Linked DNA regions of Mus musculus: region 2 is linked to region 1. Evidence: chromatin loops called from intact Hi-C (ENCODE). Cell type or tissue: heart. All regions are shown on one strand. Links, peaks and the distances in the headings refer to the core of each region. The heading gives the core; the rest is flanking DNA.

Evidence for each region. Hi-C counts contacts between places; a loop is a spot of excess contacts. Peaks named below come from ENCODE experiments on the same cell type or tissue, not always from the same donor. Only the 100,000 strongest peaks of a DNase experiment are listed, where the experiment ranks them.
Region 2: it touches region 1 in a loop (4-fold over the local background); 12 of 42 quality-filtered maps call a loop at or near these places.

What each region holds. Positions count from the first base shown.
Region 1 is chr17:73,566,179-73,577,256 of GRCm38, reverse strand. It overlaps Galnt14 (polypeptide N-acetylgalactosaminyltransferase 14), which reads left to right. Exons shown (of 15, transcript NM_027864.2): 2 at 2,284-2,453. Among named protein-coding and RNA genes, the nearest start is that of Gm46602, 96 kb to the left of the region's middle. In heart, for the core only: a CTCF peak has its summit at 4,620 (motif pointing left); no DNase peak of the experiment used is centred there; H3K27ac peaks cover 1,788 bases.
Region 2 is chr17:73,738,773-73,749,850 of GRCm38, reverse strand. No RefSeq gene overlaps it. Among named protein-coding and RNA genes, the nearest start is that of Galnt14, 34 kb to the right of the region's middle. In heart, for the core only: a CTCF peak has its summit at 5,725; a DNase peak (open chromatin) is centred at 5,730; H3K27me3 peaks cover 713 bases.

The sequences.
Region 1 (11,078 bases), core at 1,000-8,999:
AAACATAGCCTGGTTCTTTCTCTCTTTCTTTCTTTCTTTCTTTCTTTCTTTCTTTCTTTCTTTCTTTCTTTCTTTCTTTTTTTCTTTCTTTCTTTTATAAAGCACAACAATAAGTACAGGATAAAATTCTTTATAATCTCTAAATTCTTCCTTTCTTCCTTTCTTTCTTTCAGTATTAGGGATTGAATCGTGGCCCCCACGCAGGTGCAGCCAGCCTCATAGTTCACAGAGATTATAGGTCTGTGCTACCAAGCCTGGCTTCATATATTCTTGCACACACATGCACACTATTGGTTCTGTTATTCTATACCACACTCATGAATGGACTACCTTCCATCTGGCTTTCTTTGATATACATTCCTTACTCATTCTTCAAGATCCAGCTCTTTGACTCTCATTCTATGAGCTATACTTTACTTACTTCTCTCTGTAAAAACATTGTCATTGAGCTTTTGTGGTTGAACTCACCTTGTAGCATGGTATAAATGTCCTCTCTCTCTCTCTCTCTCTCTCTCTCTCTCTCTCTCTCTCTCTCTGTGTGTGTGTGTGTGTGTGTGTGTGTGTGTGTGTGTGTGTGTGTGTGAAGTGTGGAACCTCTCTAGGACATGTGCTACTGTCTTTCCTCCCTCCTTTTGAGCTCAGAGCACCATGAAGGGTTACAACTTATTAAGAGAGTCATAATGAATTAAGTTGGCAGTGAGCCAATGGGAGACAGTCCCACGACCCTTCCCAGGAGGATGGGATGTCAAGGTCATCCTGGGGTGATGTTCCAAACAGAGGTGACAGCTGTCAAGCTGTGACACTGCACAGCCCAGCTTGTGGGTTTCCCACACCTACCTGAGTTACCCCTAGCAAATTCTGGAGCAGCAGTATCGTAAGACACTAATAAAATCAATTATTGGATAAAAATCACTGGTTTCCAGGGCTTCGTTTTATGCTATTAGAGAAAAATGCTGTTTCAAACAGAGATAACAAAGAGGAAGAGAGAGATCAATTACCAGATAAGATCTCACAGTGCACAAAATGAGCGTGCAGACTGGTATAGCCCCTCTTACCTGTCACAAAGCCTGTGCAAATGTCACTAAGCCAGTTCTGAACCTCCTGCTTGGATGTCTGTGTGCAGCAACAGCTAGCGTTCTATGACCGAGCGCTGGTCTCTTCTCCCTTAAGATTTGTGCAGTGTGAGACTGTGACCTGACTATTAGGGTCATATGAATGAGCAACTTCTTGGTGACAATGCCCGCCTCAGGGCAAAAGCCACCCCACTTGAGACCATTTGGAAGCTCTTCCTGGAGGCAGAGCATTTGTGGTTTAGATGGAATTGAAAGTTGTGGATATTTGCGGGTATAGACTACTCTTTCTTGTGGTGAGGGTGGGAACAGTTTTTAGGAAGCAGCTGCCACGTTGAGGCCTGGATTCTCAGCCCCACTAGCTGGGTGACTGAGACTTGGTTGATGGGGTATATCAGACATCATTGGCTCTGAAGGGAAGGCAGGCCCTCACCTCTCCCGTCGGAAGGATCCAGAAGACTAAACTTTGCCTGAAGACCTGCTACTTGCTTGGCTGGTGACCTTTCTAGAGTCCCTTGTCCCCTATCTGTTCAGAGAGTTCAAGTATGAACCAAACCAAGGACATGGAAGTCACCTTCCAAAATCTGAAATCCTGTGTCCTCAGATATACACTGTTGGCTTATTACTGGCTCGCCCATTGATGCTTCCTCTAAGAGTGGCTACAGGTTCTTGGGTTGGGGAAACAAAAGACCAATGTGTCTGGTGTGCCTCCCACCATTGTGGATCGATGACATGCTTCCTGAAACTGCCTCTCCTGAAGCTCATTGGAGACAACAGAAGTTGTGGTCCACCTGGTCTGTGCCAGTGCACCAGGCGTCCTGGGAAGATGGTCTTTCAGGTTGGAGTGCTAGAATTTAGGCAAAGGTCCTGCTGCTCCCTACGTGTGAATCTTGGGCAATGTACTGATTGTGTGAGCATGTATTGACACATCTGAGCAATTGTATGAGGATTGTATGAGATCATGGAAACGGTGGTCCTAGAACTGTACCTGGCATGTGGGGCTTGATAGGTAGCAGTAGCAACATTATCACCCTTCTCTATGCGATTATTATTGCTGGCGGGTTTGCTGATGTTCTTCTGCCCCTGGCCCCATGTTTGAGCTCAGCATTGCCAGACGGAACAAGCTTAATCTCTGGCTGGCTGTTGACAGATGGATGGGGAGCTGGTGGTGGCTGGGGAGCCTTCTCACAGACTTTCCATTCATGTCACACAGCCTTCCGATGCGGACTGGGATGACCTGTGGGAGCAGTTTGATGAGCGGCGGTATCTGAATGCCAAAAAGTGGCGTGTCGGTGATGATCCCTACAAACTGTATGCTTTCAACCAACGGGAGAGTGAGCGGATATCGAGCAATCGGGCTGTCCCAGACACACGTCATAAGAGGTACCTCCTTCTTCCATGTAGGTGCTTTACCCCTCTCGGCAGCCAGGACCTATTAGCAAAGAGCTTTATTTGGAGACTCACTGATCATAGTGCCCAGTGTCAAGACCTGGGGCAGGTGACAGGATAAAGTTTCTGTGCTACACACTGCTTGCACACAAACTATCCCAAAGATCCTGCTTTCTACTTGGAGGTTGAAGAGAGTGAGACGCCCACCACAGAGGGTACACCTGCTCCTCAGCTGGTAGTCACCCTAGGTGATGCATGCTATATAATGCTAAAAGCTTAGTGGAACACTAAAAGACCGAACCTGGATTTTCCAGACCAAGTCTCACATTCCAGCCTGGCTCTCTAAGCAAAGGGCATGATGGGTAAACCCTCAGGAATTCAGGCTATGCTCTCTCCTGTCACTAAGAGAAATTCTTTCCATAGCATCTCATGCACATTTTACAAGGTGAGAAGAGACTCAGAGGGGCCTCTTCACTTAGAGTTGTTTCCTGTCTGCCTGCCCAGGGGGCCTTTCACCATACCCTCTTTGTAGCCACTGGCTTAGAGAGGTCACAGCTCCAGAACACAACAGAGAGCAGGTAGAGAGCTTTGTTAGAAGCAGAAAGAGGCTTTGTGAAGGGGGTTGTTTTGTTTCCTTGCCAACTGCTCCTTTGGTCCTGGTAGCCCCTCTGCTTGCTTCTGAGGTCTGAGAAAGCAATTGGGTCTTAATTATTTTCCCCCTCTAAACCTCCATGCTCTGGCCCACACATGCTAGAGAGTCACAGAGAAATGCATGACTGTCCTTGCACCCATTCCAACACAGACTGGCCTCTGAGTGGCAAGAGTCAAAGGCAGTTCAACTGGCAAGGTATAGAGTGTTGGTGTAAGGGTAGAGAGTATTGACTCTTTGTCTTTGTTAGTTGGTTTGGGTCCCCATTTGTAGAAAAAGAATTTGCATACAAAGGACTTTTATAATTGTTGAGGCTTATTATGTTGGTAATTTTGAGCATTACTATATGAAGTCATTGGGACTCGGTTGCCAAAGCAGAGCTGCACAACCTGGAAATCCTGTATGCAGCATGTATCCCGTGGAGACATTCAACTTGTCCTCGTTAGTCACTATCAGTATTGCATGGAACTGGAGTCTTGGTGTCCACATGAACACAGCAAAGGCTACAAACTGGATGATGGCCTGGTTTCTACTAACGCTGACCAATCTGTGAATTTAACTCTCCCTATAAAATGCCATGAATGTCCCCCTAAGCAGCAGTGTCTGTGTCCCCTATAGCCAGAGTCCCCTCCTCCTCCCTCCTACTGGCCTAAACTCTCTTAGAGTCGGAGTCTCATTGAAATTCTTTTTGATATTGCTATTTGAATTCCCCAGCCCTTATCCTGTTACTCCTCTCTGAGCAAAAATTTAAATACCAAGTTATTATATTTCCTTGAGCAGAAACTACGTGTGGGAGATCAGGAGAGAGGGAGGGAAAGAAGCCCCATTAGGGGCTTGTGGGAAGCCTCATTAGGTCTTAGTGAGGTAGCTACTTCCTTGTCCTGATTCTAGATGCCAGGCCCCCCAGGAAGGAAACAGGCACTGGAACAACTGGGTGGGAGGCCTTGGAGAGCAGGCACGACTGCTTTTAGCCATGGGAGGACATGCCAAGAGCTCACCAAGTAGGTGAGCGTGCTGAGTTCTGTCCTGCCCTCTCACTTTCCGGTGCAAAGCAGAAGTGAATGTTTGCACAAAGGCCAGACTTGTGGGGTCAGGCAAGGAAGAGCCAAGCTTGTTCGTCAAAGAGCCTGGCTTGCCAGCCAGCTCTGGGCTCTGTACCTACCCAGGGTTCCATCTGTTAAAGAGTTGTAATCGGCAGGGAGGCAGTGGGAAGGGCAGAAGGGACTGAGGTAGAATCCTGATACTGTTTGAGAAGACAAAAGGGGAAAGAATATTAGCCGTATGACTGCCTCAGGGCAACAGCCTTGCCCTCCAGGAGCTGGAAGTGTGCTACTCAGAGAATTCTGGATTCAGCAAATGTTACCCGAAAAAAAAAAAAAAAAGCCCAAAAGAATAGAGATCACAAGGCTCAGAATTGGGGTGGGTACCTAGGATCAGAAGTCATCTTGAGGTTCTTGAGCAAGGACAACTGGATCCTCCAACCCTAGGCTGAGTTTAGTAGAGTGCTGCCCCCTGCTGGTGGTACCCCTGAGATCTCAAGAACGAACCCCAGAGCCTGTCCACAAAAGCACTGTGTTCTTCCCTCAGACCCAGATCACTGGGTCCTAGCTACATACAGGATCTCCCTCATCCAGCTCCCGCTTACGGAAACCATCTATGACTAGCGTCCTCACCAGCCAGGTTTCCTAATTCTGCTGTGAGTCTCCTACAGATGCTGGTGCCGTCCCATAAGCTCGTCCACACAGACCAATAGAACCCATGGGACTCACTTTGGGGCCTGCCCACCTCAGTTATGACCAGCATAGCTAATGGTGGTCAAGAGTTCTCAAGAACAATGTTGCTGACATATTGGGCTTGATGATGCTTCATGGAGGGGTTATCCTGGGCACCCCAAGATTCTAGCAGTTTCTCTGGCCTCTATTACTAGATGCCAGTAGCACTCCCTACCCTAACAGCTACCTTCCCCCACACGCCAAGTTGTGATTGCCAAAAATACCGTTCCCATATGTCTCCCCTGGAGGACAAATCTGCAGTGAAGATCACTGCTGTAAATCTGGTCTTGCTTTTTACCCAAATCTTCAGAGATGAAATGAAAATATTTATCACCAGTTCACTGCCAGCACGAGGTCAGGCCAGACCTCCTATGTAAAACAGGCTGAAGTCGGGAACAATGTACAGGGTCACCCTAGGGTCAGCATGGGGTCTCCGGGATCTGGCAGCCATTTCCCATCCTGGCTGAGATGAATGGACTAACTCACTTTCTCTGCACCTTGCTTTTCTCTTTTAAAAAGCAGGGATAAAAATAACAATAATGATCCCATGCACTTTGGTTGTTATAAGGGTCAAATAAAATATGGAGAGTGTTGACCTATTTTCATATATATATATATATATATATATATATATATATATATATATATATATATGAATGATAGCTGAGCCTTGTGTGGAGGAGAAGCACGCTGGTAGAAAACCAGAGATGATTAAACAAACTAATGAAGCACCAGATCAAAAACCAGAATGGAGGGGTCAGACTGTCAGGTGTGGAGGTGAGGCTGGGGAAGGACAAAGGTGGGGTTCAAGGTCAGGCTCGATTCCAGAGAAATAGATGAGCAGCATCAAGGTGGGATATGTTGGTTTCTAAATGCCAGTCTTAGCAGCTCTCAACCCAGGCTCCTTCTGAGAGGCACTTGGAAGCCGTTTAAATATGTTGATACCCAGACTCCAATCAACTCAAGTGTGTCCTTGCTCAGTTCCCAAGTGACTCTAATGAGCAGCAAGACTTGAGGGTGGCCGTTCTGCGTGAGGGCTTCTCAGACTTAAACAGGCAAACAGACAGGTCGTCTTGGGATGTCTGTCCATCTGACTCAGTAGGTTGGGGGCGAGGGGGGCTGATATCCAGCATTTCCCTTCTTCTTAAGGTTTATTATTCTTTTTTATAATTTTTATTTATGCATCTGTGTTCCTGTATGTGAGAGAGAGCGAATGTCACATGGATGGGGACTGCTGGAGGAGCCCAGAATAGGGATTGAGATCCCTAGGAGCTGGAACTACTACAGGTAGTTGTACCATGTGTGTCGCTATCCTGAGTCCTCTGGAAGAGCAGCCAATGCTCTTAGCCATCTCTTCAGCTCTGAGGTTCTGCATGTCGAATAGGTTCCCCGATGACGGCAATGCCTAAGGTCTGTGGCTCACACTTTGAATAGCAAGAACTCACAATGGCTTTGAAAGCCTGATTCTCCAGACCAAAGGACCACCAGTGGCAGCATCGCTTGGGAGCAGGTTGGAAATGCACAGTCTTAGGTTTTGCCCAGAAAGCTTCAGGTGAACCCCAGAGACCTGGCTCAGCAAGAACTTTAGGTGACTCTGAGACCTGCTCTGTGAAGCACAGGCCAAGTGAAGTCCATGTGTGATCTGGTTCTGCCAGAAGCCTCGGGATTTAAGGAGAGAGTAGAGGCCTTGGGATAAGTGCATCCACCTGCCTGTGTATTTGTGTGCCTCTCCCTCTGTCCTGGTATCTTGGCTTCTGCCTTGTATAGACTGGTCTCCCTTGTTCCCTCTTTCCCCTCTTCTTCTACCCTCATCCCGGCGTCCTCTTGGCAACTGGCATCACTGTTCCTAAGCTCTGTGAACTGCAGGGTCTCATGCTTTACCTCACAGCCAATGACCTACGTTGGCTGCCTAGCTCATTCGTGGAACTGAGCCCCAGTGATGCAGGCTTTGTTCCTGCTAAGGAGACCATCCTGCCTTGCAGCAAAGATCCTGCTTGTTCTGGTGTCAACTGCCCTGTAGAGAAAGGAACAGATTGAACATCAATTACAGTGTCTGGTGTGTGATAAGGGGCACGATATCTGTTTGCTGAATAAATAAAAGAGAAAGACTTTAGAAAGACTGTCAACCTCTCTCTTTCTCTCTCCCTCCTCTCTCTCTCTCTCTCTCTCTCTCTCTCTCTCTCTCTCTCTCTCTCTCTCTCTCTTCCTCCCTCCCTCCCTTACCTGTCTTCCATGCAGAGAGGAAAGAGGAGCTAAAGAAGCCCTCTCTCATTATCCTTTACCCCCAGAAGCTTCATATGAGAAGTGGAGAGCGCAGTCAGAGAGTTAAAGGGAAAAAAAAGTTTTTCCCCCTTTGAAGAGTTCTCATTACTGAAAAGAGAAAGAGCTAAGAAACAGCACGTGGGAGGGGTCTAAGCTTATTAAATTTGCTTCCAATTTTCTTACCACAGTAATTGGATTCTGATTTATAGTATGCATTTGGACAGTGCCTGGAACAGACAACTATTAGCTGAGCATTAGAGCAAGAGTTGCCAGGAGAGGGCTGTTGGGGTGAATTGCCTCAGAAGCTGAAGAAACCAGGTGACTTGACAGGGAGGGGTGGGAGGAGGAGAAGGCATTGGTTCTCCCATGTAGGCTGATGGACTGACCGAGTCCTTAGCGCTCTCCTCGCACCAGGAGTAAGGGCAGTAATAATACCATAGCCAGAATGGTACAGAAAGTGGTGGGTCCCTCACATGCTCACACTGTGAGGTTAGCATCCCTCCGTTACCCACCCTACCCCTCACATCCATTTGGTATGATGGTCACAGTGCTGAGGCTGAGGCTCGCTTGCATCCTTTAGACATACATGTCTCTGGAGAGATGTGGGGAGGAGGGATGCAGACTGACTTATGAAACATCCTGGTTCCTCCCTTTTTTCATCTTCTTTGTAAAGTGTTGGGCTGGATAACCTCCACTCATTCTCTCAGTTCTCTACTCTTCACATCATCGCACAAGGGTGAACCACCTTCACTCAGTCTTTATGATCTTGCTAGCTTATCCCATTTCAACTGAGCAGAGCACTGGGTATCCTAATCCCAATGTTTCCACTTCAGGCATGTCGCTCTGCCAAGAACGTAGTCTCCAGATCTCTGCCTGGACCCTGTGGTCATAATGATAAATAAGACTTGGATATTTCCTATATCACATGATTAAGAGGAGGTTGTCGTGTGCTGTGCAGAAAAATTTTAATGTAAGAAAGAGACAACTTTAGTTGAGCTAAGAGTCTTAAGAATATTTCTCAAGAGCTCTTCTGTTCATAACACAGTGACTGGGCCAACAAACACTTCCTGTTTTCCAGTTATTCTACCTTCACCCTGGCCTTCCCTTCATCCCAATAGCACATAAAATACCTGGCAAGCAAGAAGCCATCAAATGGAGGAGACACACCCCGCAGGTGGTGGGATGGGGTGTGTGAATATTTTGATAAAGCAAATGTATGGTTTTGCTGTTGCCTAGCAATGCCTATAATGGGGTGGCTTGGATTGCAGGGGAGCAGGGGACGGGTGGGCTACCTAGCGTTAGAACTAAGGAAACTTCATTAGGTCTCCTCCCTGGCCTGGCTCGGTTTGATTGCTCCCTTCTGGCATATTCTCTCAGCCTTTAGTCCAGTGTGGAACTAAATGGTAAGAACCAGTGGGGCGCCCATCTCTTGCCTGGAGGGAAAATTCCACACTTGGATACATCTCACCGGGGAGACATTTTTCCTTTGCTCCTTTTCATCCTGGGAAATGAAGGGGCAGTGGCCCGGGTCTCTGGACGAGTTCCTCCCTCCTTGTATTTACTCAGTTGGAATGGCTGTCAAAGATCATCATCATTTCTCTCCTCGCGCTCGTCACTTAGTGGTAATAGGATAAGAATCTTTACGGCTGGAATGGCTAAGCATAAAAAAAAATGCTCGTATTCCCTCAGAGTCAAGTCTATTCCACTAGCTCAGCACTGTGTTAGTGATTCTGCAGCAAGGCTGAGAGGAGGGGAGGGAAACCCATCACAGACACTTAGCTTCTGCAAAGAAGCTCTTCACATCTGCTACTTTCCAGTCTCCACCCCCCACCCCCCGTGTGAACCATTTTTCAGAACGAGATATGAGCCCTTTGATGGAATCTCTATGTATTGTTTGCTTGGAGTCCAAGTTGCTCCGTGCAAGGAAGGGAACCACTGGAAGGAAATTCAAAGCATCATCTTGGAAGGAGCTGTGCGGTCAAACTGAGGCAGCAGCAGGCTTGGATCCTGGCACTGATGTCTACAGTGCTGTGATGGTTCATCTGCACTGGCAGCTTGACCAGACTTGAAATCCCCTAGGAGACAGACATACCTCTAAGCATGCCTGCAAGGGTTTCTAGAGCGGTATCACTGGAGCTAATGCTGAGTGCGGGCGGACAACCCATGAGCTAGAAACTCAGACTTAATGAAGAGGGAGCAAGGAGGACGGTGTGGTAACGCTCGTCCTGTAATCCCAGCACTTAAGAGAGGCAGGGGGAGAAAGTCTAAGGCTGCCCTTCAGTCTATAGAAAGCTTGGAGCTGGCCTGAGCTACAGGATACCTGCACTCAAAACAAACAAACGAAGAAAACAAATGCAACTTTTTATTTTTAATTTATTCTTCTCTCAACACTACAACCTAGCCACAGCCTCTCCTCCCTCTCCTCCCAGTCCCCTGCACACACATACCTACCCCACCTACCCCCCCCCCCCCAGATCTACTGCTTCTTCATTTTCCTTCAGAACAGAGCAGGCCTCTCAGTAATATCAACCAAATTCAGCATGACAAGATACAACAAGACTAGACACATGCCTTCCTTCATATCAAGGTTGGATGAGGCAACCAGATAGGAAGAGAAAGGTCCCACAAGCAGGCAAGAGAATCAGAGATACTCATACTAATTGTGTTTTAAAGAGGAGACCAAAGGAACTTCAGCCTCATTGCTTCATGCTTCCTGCTCTGTGGGGAGGGGTGGAAGTGAGAGCCCACCCCACCGCGCCATGCCTGTCCCATCCTGACTGACTGTATGCTCAAACTGTAATCCAGAGAAAGCCCTTCCTTCCTTCCTTAAGTTGCTTGGAATTAGGTAGTAGGTCACAGCCTTGAGGAAAGTAATTAATACAAGATTCTTGAGATAATTCTCTCCAGGTAGGAAGGAGGTTGGGCCACAGGACTGGGGTAATGTGTGTCTCCTGGTCAGGATTCCCTTTCGTTCCTATCCCCTGTCTTTGAATGTTGAGCCTGCAGGTCTCCTCTACTGCTGCCTTCTCTGAGTGCCAGATTTCCCAGAGATACAGCTCCTTAGTCTTCACAAACCAGTTAGGCATAACCCTGGCTGATGAGGGTCTGTTTAGACAAACTTACCTTAGCATGTTTGTTTTCCATACCTCATTTCCTAGAAACTTTGGCCCTGCATTGTGCACATCACCATTTATTCATTTATAATCCGTACATTCAGTTCACTGGGACAACACTTGTATTTAGAATATTCCACTTGTCAAGTTCTGGCTTAGGGATGGGTTCCTATGGGCCTTAAGTATAGACTTCATTGAGACCATCTCTCCTTGATTCAGTCCAGCACCCCTGCCTTTCCATCTCTCCCATATTTTAGTCTGGCTACTCCTGCCCTGGCCATGTACTGGAGCATAGGGGCTAGAAACATTTCTGTGAACAAAGGGGAGCTGACCTATGTAGAAGAGGGAATCTGTGGCTTTCAGAAGTAGATGATGTTTTAGTTATAACTGTCAGGAACATATGGGTCTTGATGATCTCACCAAGGGGTGGGCATTCCATGTTGGAATAAGACCATAGGAAACTATCAGACAGGAAAGACAGTGAAATGTCAAAAACATTCATGAGAGAAACAGAGTGATGTTTAGCAAAGTCTTGACTTTAGGAGAAGGGCTTAGAGCTAACTCAGTAAACAACTAGAAAGCTCTTGTTCTCATACTAGCACTACTCTATTGCCATGGCAACCCTGGAGATGCCTTATGCATGTTTTCTGCCAGTGCTTGTTATGGGAGTTTCTAATAGAGGAAAGGTACCAAAGTGCACTGAGCAAAATGGGGCAGGGTCACAATGATGCCCCCAGAGGAGGAAGGAGTACCAAAATAAGATTGGTCCTAACTGGGGTCAAATGGGAGAAGGAGGTTGGCACGGATCTTAGCAACAGAACCT
Region 2 (11,078 bases), core at 1,130-9,129, 170 kb before region 1:
CTAAGATCCTCTCCAGCTCTGGCCATCTCTAGCTCAATAAGGAGACCACCAGAGCACTCAGAGTCAGAAACAAAGATGGCAGCCATCTTGTTGGAATTCTTCTTTGGAAGCTTCCTCTGACACCATTGGTAGTTTCATCAATATTGGTATAATGGCCTAATATCTCTACAAAGCTCCCACGTAAAGCTATCAGATCAATGGATCTGTATTTGCAAACATGTGGAATATGTTTTAATAGCTTTCTGCTACCCAGTTGGTTGGTACAGCTGCACAGAGCCTGTGTGAGCATACCAAATGGACTCCATGGGGGGAAACTCATTGAGAGTTGCATGCAGACCTAGCGACAGCTTGGCTGTCATTATTCAGAGGCACTGTGAGAAGTCAATGTTGATTACATTTCAGGTTGATTTATACGTCCTGCCAGGTGCTGTGGCCCCTCTGGCTACACCATTCATTAGTATCCTGCCTCCATGGTTCCCCAGGAGTTGCACGTAGGGCTCAAGTTAGGCAGGTCTGAACTTATTATCCTTTGCTTTTTCTGTGGCTGATGAGTACCCTGAACTGCTGTGAAGGCTGGAGTCCTATCTTTTCTCCATTAGGACTCTGCATATGGCCTAAGCATAGGTCTTTCTTGAGACCAGCTTTTCTGTATCAGCCATCACCTTCTCAGCTAGGAAGGTAGGGTTTTTTTTCCCTCTCTCTCTCCACTTTTGCTTGGTAAAAAAAAGATTGCCTTGGATTTAAGTCCAGCCACCTATTTCAAGCCATAACCCTGTCATGAGAAGAGCTGTAAACCAGCATAGCCTGAGCAAGCTTGCTCCAGAGTGATGTGCTAAGCCTTCCTCCATCACTTTTACAGCTGCCCAACCTGCTAGGGAACCAAGCCCACCCAGGAAAACAGACCTTAAGCAGATAGGGCTGCAGATTGCAGCTAGCCCAGCCAAGTAATAAGGCTGATCAATTAAACAAGTCCCACTCCTCTACCCAGAGAAAGAGTGGCCTCTATCACATAGCCTAAGCCAAGTGTGCCCTGTTTCCCTCTATCCTGCTTTGTCTTGGTGGGACTGAAATTTTACATCAGACCCCTGCTGTGTTGGTGTTAATAATTACTTTGCCTAAAGGATGATTCCACTCTCTTGCTTTTCTACTTCTTCCTTCTCCTTCTTCCTTCTCCTTCTTCCTCCTCTCCTCTCCTCTCCTCTCCTCTCCTCTCCTCTCCTCTCCTCTCCTCTCCTCTCCTCTCCTCTCCTCTCCTCTCCTCTCAGCTTTCCCCCTAAAACCTAATCCAACCTAAATGACCTTACATATACCAAAAGTCATTACATCTGAGATAATAGATTTGTCTTCAAGGAGTGAAGAAGGAATGGTGTATCTCTAGACGTTTGTATAAACACCAGCATTGGCAGAGGCATTGGCTAAGTATCAGTTGCTGGGAGTGAGGCTAGGGCTACAGTGGGGTTTAATAAATGCAGGAATTAACAACAGAGGTGGGATCCTAGTGGAGGGGTCGGCTCTGGCATCCAAGGTCATGGTGTCTTCTGCTGACAGCACTTAGTATCTAGTTGACTAGATTTGAAATACCAATAGATTAAAAGCATTTAACTTCTCTAGTTCCTTACTCTTTTTGATGTGTGTCTTTCTGTTTGCCTGACCTATGGATCCATTTCAAATGTGCCCCAGACTTTGTGTACCTTCTGAGAATAAAAACTAACCCATGCTAAGTTGTACAGTTAGTGGTCCATCAATTCAGGTTTTTAACTTCAGCAACATGTACTGCTCATGACATCCCTGCAAACTCAGGACTTGGGTGCAAAACTACAGGCCATGGTCCAAAGCCCAGGCATTTCTCAGAGGTCAGCATGCCTGAGCCATTCAGTACTATACTGCTCCCTTCAGTACTATCCCTCGATTCACAAGGGGTTCTAATTAATGCAGATTTCTAGTACACCACTGACTGAAGAAAGCCAAGCAAAGGGATAAGATGGTGCCCATTGGTAGCAGAACTAAGAAGATGCGACAGCCTGGTGAATGAGCACCTGGTGGATGAGCACCTGGTAGATGAGCACCTGGTGGATGAACACCTGGTGGATGAGCACCTGGGGGCTGAACACCTGGTGGATGAGCACCTGGGGGCTGAACACCTGGTGGATGAGCACCTGGGGGCTGAACACCTGGTGGATGAGCACCTGATGGAAGAACACCTGGTGGATGAGCACCTGGTAGATGAATACCAGAACAGAGGGTTACTTTCAAATCATGGTTCAAGGATGTAGGGATGTATTTTACTCAGGGAAAACAAAACAAAACAAAACAAAACAAAATCTTCAAAGCAGTGATTCTCAACCTGTGTGTTATGACTCAGTTGTGGGTCACATGTCAGATGTTTTGCATATCAAATATTTACATTATGGTATATAACAGTAGTTATGAAGTAGTAACAAAATAATTTTACAGTTGGGGGTCACCACAACACGAGGAATTGTATTAAAGAGTCACAGCTTTAGAAATGTTGAGAGCCACTGCCTTGAAGTGTGCTAAATTGTTGGGAGCGACCCTGTTTGAATGTTAACTGCCTTGTCAGCCATAAGTGCTTACTTACAAAATCTTGGCTTTAGTGGAAAAGTCCCAGCTTTGTTGAGATTTCTGTGGGAAAAAGTTGAGGCCTCTGTGGGAAAGTACTACCCCCAGTTAAGAACAAATAGCTATAGATCTTGTGGACAGGTACCTAGCAAACCATTCTGTTCTGTTTCTCCTGCTGAACTTTTTTACCTAGCCAATATCCTGCTTTGGGGAACAGGTTCGTTCCGCCAGAAACAAAGAGATTCTGCATCATCCCCCCCACCCCATACCCTACTTCTGTGGGCATAAAACCTGCCTGGGAATAATAAAAATTTGACAGATTGATCAATCAGACTTGCTGTCCCTCCTTGTGTTTCTCGCTCCTCATTCTCTCCACAGATGGTTCCTCAGACCCTGTTCGACTGTCCCTTGGGCCAGGACACTAAATGGTAAAATAGAAAATGATTTATCTTAAAGTAGAAACACATGAGTTATTGCTGATTATTAAAAGGGACAATCAATTGTTTTTAGGCTTAAAAATTGTCTATTTTATGTCTGTACATATTTTTCCCGTATGTATGTATATTACATGCATGCCTGGTGTCCACAGAGGCTAGAAGAGGGTGCTAGATTATAGGACTAGCATTATAGATGGTTGTGAACTGCCATGAGGGTTCTTGGAGTGAATTGAATTACACTGGAAGAACAGCCATCACTCTTAACTGCTGAGCCATTTCTCTTGTGTCCACATTTGTAACTTTTGAATTATTTTTTTTCAGAGACAGGGTTTCTTTGTGTATCTGGGCTCTCCTGGAACTCACTCTCAAACTCAAAGATCAACCTGTCTCTGCCTCCCAAGTGCTGGAATTAAAGGCATGTGCCACCACTGCCTGGCTTAATTTTTTAAAAGAGTTTTATGTTCATTGATTTATTAGTATCTCTGTCAGTCACTCTAGTCTATCATTGTAGTATGTCTTAATAGTCTTTGGCAATGTGCTGGCTGTACTTGATGCAGATGGTTCTGTTTCTAAGTGACTTAGTCTGAAGGAGCAGTGGCTGGCTGCACAGGGCCCACACTGCCCTCCTCTGTCTCTCATGCATTGTGTTTCTCCCCCTTCCCTTAATCTTCCTTCCCTTGTTTCTGTCACTCCAGGGCACAAGATAAGCAGACGACCTGAGCAGGTAGGGTGGACAGAGGTCAGGGTGAAGGTCTAAGAGATGGCTACTCACAGTTCTACATAACCAAACTTTAAAGGTTAACTACAAATCACAGGCAATGGAAGATGGCTGAGGAAAGGCAAGATTCCAGGCCTCCAGTAGCAAAGCAGGCCTGATCCGGGGACCCCGGGATCAGGTTGCCTTGAGATGGGGCTCACACAGAGCATGCCAAAGTGAAGCCTGCTCTCTGCTGTCAAGCTCCCAAAGGAAACTAGTAACTCTTACAAAGAAAATAAATCCCCTCTTCTTTTCTTATTTTATGTCTTGTGTAAAAATTCAGTCATCAAAAAGAACCTTCTAGATTTCAGATGAGGCTCAGAGCAGGGCAGTCAGCAGCTGAGTGTAAATAGCGTGACTTTCCTGCTGTCACCATGCTGGGTTAGAGAAATGAGCTTAGCCTCCAGGACGTTTCTACAGCGAAATGTATGTATTTGTAATAGGAGGAAAAGGGAGGAAGTGTACAGTGGGCCCTGGGTAGGTAAAAGTGGGCCAGCTCTGCCTGGCTTCAGGGAGGAGCATGGCTGCCTAGTTGTCGATGAGCTCTGCAATCAAAGTCTCCCAGGGTCTTTAGCTTCAGGTCCCAAGTTACATCTCCTCTCCAGTTTCCTAAGTAGAGAGGAACATGAAATCTAGCAGGACAGAAAACAACGACTATTCAGGAAGAGTTATGCTAACTATTTGAGTGCATCTTGGTTAATTAATCTGTAAAATGCATCCCCGAATGCTTACATCACTGGGTCATTACAAAGATTAAATAAAGCCAGCAAGCTGCAGACACTCAATAAATGAAGCTCCAATTCCCCCCCCCCAGGCAGTGCAAGTATTTTATGACTATTATGTTTTATTTTTATTTTTGCCTCGAGAGTGATCACTCTCCTAAAACACCAATGTATAGAATTGTATTTTTTTTGCCTTCCATCACATTTTCTCTCGGAGTATATAGAATCCTCTCTTATGTGTGGCCTTAGGGGGTTGCCCCATCTCTATGAAGACACTTGGCTGCAGGGACCTCTAAGAAAGCACCTGTCTCCATGTTAAAATATCCTTTGAGTCAAACAGAGAGAGACTTGACTTTCTGCTTACCTCTGCTCCCTCTGCTTCAGACACAGCAAGTTTTCCATCAGAGCCCTGGGCTGTCAACCAGAAGGTTTCTGAATCATAGACCCAGTAAAACCTGGAGACTCAGAACTGACAGAGTTGCTCCAAGAACCACGTTGAGCAATCAGTTGTGACTTAAAACTGGCCTGGTATTAACAGTGGGGAGCCCCGGCAAGAAGTGTAGACTGGACTTCAACTGATCCCCTGGGGCTTCTATCATGATGAGGATTCTCTGTGCTGATTGGCTGCTTGTGTGCTTGGCTGATTAGCATGTGGTGGTCTCTTGGCCCAGGAATGATGATACCATTTAGGGAAGTGACTGTTCATCTCTGGTCCAGCTAGCTGGCTATCTACTTGAAGACATTGACTAAGGCTCTCCAGTGGGTTAGATATCAAGGGAGGAACCAGGTTAGGCCCTAAGGACACCGAGAACTCCCTGTCTGGAAAGAGGATGCTGCCTACAGGAAAGAAGACACAGAAGCAAATAATGGAGGCTGAGTCTGGAAGACCAGCTCACAGCTCAGAGGGGTGGAACGTGAGCCATGCTGCTGAGACCCTCCCCTCACCAGCAGCAAAGGAAGGTGTCAGCAGGGTGAACTGAGGCAAATCTTTGACCTTCCCCGTGATTCAAGACACTTTGGTTAAATGGCTCAACCATTCTGGAGGGAGCTCTCAGCCTTGTCCGTGAAATGGTGACCAGAATGCTGACCTCACGGAGCTCCTGTTAAGTCTGGATGGCATAACATCTGACTGCTGTTCAAGCAAATGGCCCTTAACAACCTTGAGTGCTGTCATTTCTCTGCAGGAGGGCACCGTCTTCCTGTTGTGACATGAGCCTGGTCCACTGCTAACGCTAGATGGCGGACTATCCACACACAAGAGCTCTTGGACGCATTGGGTTAGTCAGAGGCAGCTTCTTAGAACAGGGTAGGGGAAAGCCTGGTTCATTAGGGGTCCTTGCCAGCCTAACTGGATTTGCTCTCCTTGCCCTGACTCTTTTCTTCTATTGAGCTTTTATTTGACCAGTGGTGCCTTTTTGCTTGTATTTATTTCTGGAAAAGAGCAAACAGTGAGTTAAGTACTTATTCTATACACATCCACCCTGAATCCTGGGGTAGGCTTGAGTGCTCAGCTCATTTATTATTTATGAGTTTAATAAGGCTATTTAAAGACAATCAGGTGAATCTTATCATTTTATTCTTATTTAATTTTTAATTAATAATTAAAGTAACAGATTTCTTTATAGGATTTTCATAAATGTTTCTTGTTTGAGTTGGTCCTTTGAAACTCTCTCTTCACCCCAGTCTTCCTGACCCCTACACCCCACTTGTACCTTCTCCCCCCCAGTATTCCACTTTACACTTCCATGTTGCATATGTCCTTGAATCCTACCATTTAACAAATTACACTCATTGTGAGTGTGTGTGAGAGAGAGACAGAGACAGAGACAGAAACAGAGACAGAGACAGAGACAGAGACAGAAAGAGACATAGGGAGACAGGCACAGAGAGACAAAGAGAGAGAGAGAAACAGAGGAGAGAGAGGGGGGGCGAGGGAGAGAGAGAGAACACTCATGTGTAGAGATCAGAGGACAGCCTTGATCCTCTCATCACAAGGCTCCTTGAGATTTCTTTCACTCACCCGGGCTATCATGCTCTGTGGCCAGTGCATCTACTTCACAGCTATCCTACTTCTCCCAATGCTAACATTAAAAAGCCCCGGTCTCTTTTCAGGTTACTTACAGAAAAAAAAAATTACTTACAGAAACATAAAACCTGTCTAAGAATGACTCCCACTAGTCCTGGTCTTGTTATAGGACTGAGTGGCTTTCTGAAACAGGCACCCGATGTTGGCTAAGTGGACACACATACCTTTATAGATTATCTGAGGACATTATCTCTTGGGCACCATTGAAAATACTTAGGAGTCCTTTTCCTAATACATCCTAAATGTCTCCTCCAAAGACGGTTAACTACTTGAGTGAAGTTCCAGAGCTTCTTGCTTTCAGGTTGCAAGCCACAAAGGAAACTTTGCCTAGCAGGAGATGGGGCATCCCGGGCCAGCCTGAGATTGAGGGGAGGCTTAAATAATGGACTGTTGTCCCATCATCCAGCTATGCAGAGTGGTGTGTTTATCAGCAGCAGCAGCAGCAGAAGCCTGGCAGAGGCAGCACAGCCATCAGCAGCCTGAGCATAGTCTGAGAGACTTGGAGTCAGCCCTAGGTCACTGGTTCACTTGGCATTGCCTACAACTGGAAGGGTGGGCTTGGGTCACGCCGTGGCATAAGTGAACTAACAAGCACTTGTTCTGTGTGGTCTCCTGGGAGAAGCTTGCTTGGTTTACTGGTAAAGAACATTGGTTTTCTGGCTCTTAGAGTACTTGACATAGGTTGATGGGCGCACATATGCTAAGAGTACCCTGGTCTGAGGGCTCATTAAAAGAACTGCAGTGGTCTCTGGGCACAGATCTCTTCTCTCACATTGCCACTGTGCCTTGGATGAACCAGACAAACTGCTAGAGGGGCTGAGCTCAGAAAAACCTCTTGCATTCTCTTACAATGAACAAATGACTGTGAAGCTGGACTGACAAGAGGGGCTGCTTGGACCCGTTCCTAGAAGCAAGTGATTTCTGTGAAGCATGAAGCATTTGTGCACATGAGTACTTGTGTGTGTGTGTGTGTTTGTGTGTGTGTGTGTGTGTGTGTGTGTGTGTGTGTGTGTGTGTGTGTATACAAGGCTGATTCTCAGACTTCCAGAGTTGATTTTTTTTTTCAGATATAAGCCAGTTCAGGAGCTAGTAGTTCTGAATCCTGAGACTTCTTATGAGAGTTGGGTCCTTGGAGAGTAGACATGGTCTAGGATTAATCTGATGAAACAGAAAAGACATTGACTGGAAGCTAGAAGGTTCATGCTTGGCTCTCCTATGCTACCACTGACTTTGTAGCTATGGCCTTAGAGAAATCACTAACCCTGTCAGTCAGTCTTAGATTCTGAGTTGGGATGCTATCTCCTGCTTCACAGGAGTGTGGCAAAGATGCAGAAAGGTAGGGGCTGTGGAGACCTCTTTAAGTAGGGTGGAAGTTGAGTTACTGTTCTGGTGGACTTAGCATAATATGCCTTCACAGAGGGTATTAGATTCTCTCCGTGAACTAAGATAAGTGAATCAGGAGGCTAGTTATGCAGAGTGTATAAGCAACTGGCTGTGAGATGTATCAGAACTAGATTAAGAGAGTTAAAGTCACATATGTGTGAATGTAGATAGGAAGGGATGGAGGAACAGAATAGCTACTGCATATTCATGATTCATGCTAAATATACATGAGGCACAAGGAGCACCAGATATTCAGGACACAGCAACTGTTCACAAGATGCGTGAGGCATTCATTCAGATGGCCTCTTAGTGGTGATGCCCCAGTGATGCCTCCCATTTGAAGCTCCTGAAATGTAGATGAATACCCAAGATTATCAGGAGACTAGTTTGGAAGCTGAACTTTGGACAGCTGTGATTGGACCTTATTGTTTGAATATAATATTACATATATACACATAATATTAATATACACATGTAATATATGTGCAATATATATTTATTACATATATATGACTGCAATATAATATTACATATATATATGAATGATTGGCCTCTGGGTACCATCCTCCTGGGCAAACCTCAACTCAATTTACATTACCTCACCAGTCACTGGAAGGTTTGATATGGCAGATGGACCAGACATGGAAGTATGACATACCCTAGGATCCATGACTGCTTCTACCCCTCTCACAATACTGTAAGTGGATCTCCCATATCTTTTTACCCCTGCTTTTCATTATGATTTGGATAGATCTGAGTGTCCACGCTATCTGAGCCACTCACCAGGAGCTGTTTTCTTGGGTGACTGGGACCACTCTCTGGTAGGGACTATGGAAGCAGGATCGTTTCCTCCAGAGCGCTTTGGCTAGGACAGGGGAGCCAGAGCTGGAATAGTGGAAGCTTCAGCTTTCACAGCTTAGCTGGGCTTCTGAAATATAGTTCTATATCTGCGCGGGAGCTTAAGAGGATTCTCAGTCCTCTGCTGCCATCCTTCCTCAAAACAGACTATCTCCCAGGCAGAAAGTTTAGCTCTTGATCATATGCTATGGATAACTTCTTAGGGAGCATAACACTCTGGTCCTAAAGGCAGAGGGAGGTGAGTTCACAGGCACTCAGTAGACTTACACTCTTCCTTTGTTAGCCTGACTTATGACTCCAAAGCATTCATACCATCTTGTTCTATTGATCTTCCATGAGAGGCCAATATCAGAGTGTCTCCCGAATAATCTGTGCCTTGGTTTCTTAGACTTCAGTAACAGTAAACACCAGTGAATAATGTAAACACAAGTAATATTGGCAGGCTGTTTTTATTTACAATCCACGTACATTCATGTGTATGTGTGCTCTATGTAATTATATATAATCATAATATGTACTTAGTATTTGCTTTATGTTTAAATAGACACAAAGGCACGCATGCATCTGGATCCTAGCCTGTCGGGATAGAAGTCTAATTCTGCTGGAGAAAGGTATCCTGGTTAAGGAAAAATATATGAAAACTATCCAAGAATAGAGGTTGGAGCCCATCTGGGTTCCTTAGATCAGCCTGTGGAGTCTTGCATGACATTATTTGTGAGGTAAAGAAATGGCCAGAGAAAGAAAAGTGCTTCAGGGAAGAAGAAAGAGTGTGGGAACGTGAGTTCAGATGGTGGGGGGGGAGGGGGAATCATTTGGACCATGACAAGTGACTGTGATGACAACTGCCTAAGCCATTAAAGTGTCTTGGAGACATTGTATAATGTTGAAGCAATGTTGGAAGACATAGAAGTGAGAAATTTGGAGGAAGCAAGTGACTTCCTATAGGAAGTGACAGGTCCTCCTGATTCACTCTAGTTCTGTCCCTTCAATCATGCTGGACTCCAGAGCACCTTGATGGCCATCTTTTCAAACACGTCTGTAGTGTTCTTGGAACTTGAGCTCACACACCCCACTCTGCACCACCAGGAACTCAGACGTTATAGTTACATGTAATAGATAATGCTTTAAAACTGTTGAAAAGCCATAAAAAAGGAGCTGTCTGATGATAGTCACAGAGGTAGCCTCCTCCAGTCCAGCTTTCCTATCTTGGCCATTCATACATGGGGGAGGGGGGCCACATGTATGATACCTTGTGTACCAGATATTTACATTACAATTCATAAGAGTAACAAATGACAGTTATGAAGTAGTCGTGAAAATAATTTTATGGCTGGGGGGTCACCACAACATTAGGAACAGTATTAAAGGGCTGCAGCATTAGGAAGGTTGAGAATCACTAACATAATCTCACTGTAGAACTGGGAAGCTGTTGAACACAGGAGAGATGGTCTGGAAGCTCTTTTTCAAGCAAACCATTTTCACTTCAATGGTAAATATTGAGAGAAAGAGAGGCAGAGAGAGACATAGAGAGAGACACAGAGAGACAGAGACCATATAGAATGTTAAATAGGGAGGTTTAACCCACCAGTGTCTATAGCAGTACAGTGAAGTGTTGAGTAAGAACAGAACAGAGTAACAACACTCATACGGGACACCACTATCCCATGGCCAAGATGGGCTGGCCCAGTAGGACTTCCTTCCCTCTCTACACAGAGTAGTCCAGACTTTGTGGAGAGGTCATGACAATGGTTCCTATGTGGCAGAGAGGTCACTATGGTTCTGTGCTACAGAATTCTCTGGAAATCTGCCTAAGTGTACCAAGGGAAAGCTTTTCATGGGACAGCATTCTCCCAGATACCTCTAATATTAAATAACTCTCTTCATAATGTGTAATTCCCTCACAGAAAAAATATCAAAAGGGCTTGTATCCAAGGGATGAGATTTAATAAAATTAGTCACTTTTACTGCTTCATCAGAGGCATTCTTAAACTAAATAGACTCTTTTCTTCTTCTACTGCACATGTAAGGCAGCCAGGAACACAGTGGCAAGTAGCTGGCTCTCACACAGTTGCCTGGATTTGTACTAAGGCACAAACAGTTTTACCCAACAATGATTTGCATTGTCAACAAAAATGTCAACACTAAGAGAAAGAAACAACACTTTAGACCTGTTATTAAGACAGTTTTGATATCACAGTTTGTCCAGGGTCTCACACACTAGGAAATGAAATAAAAATCCAGACCCTGGACTCCTA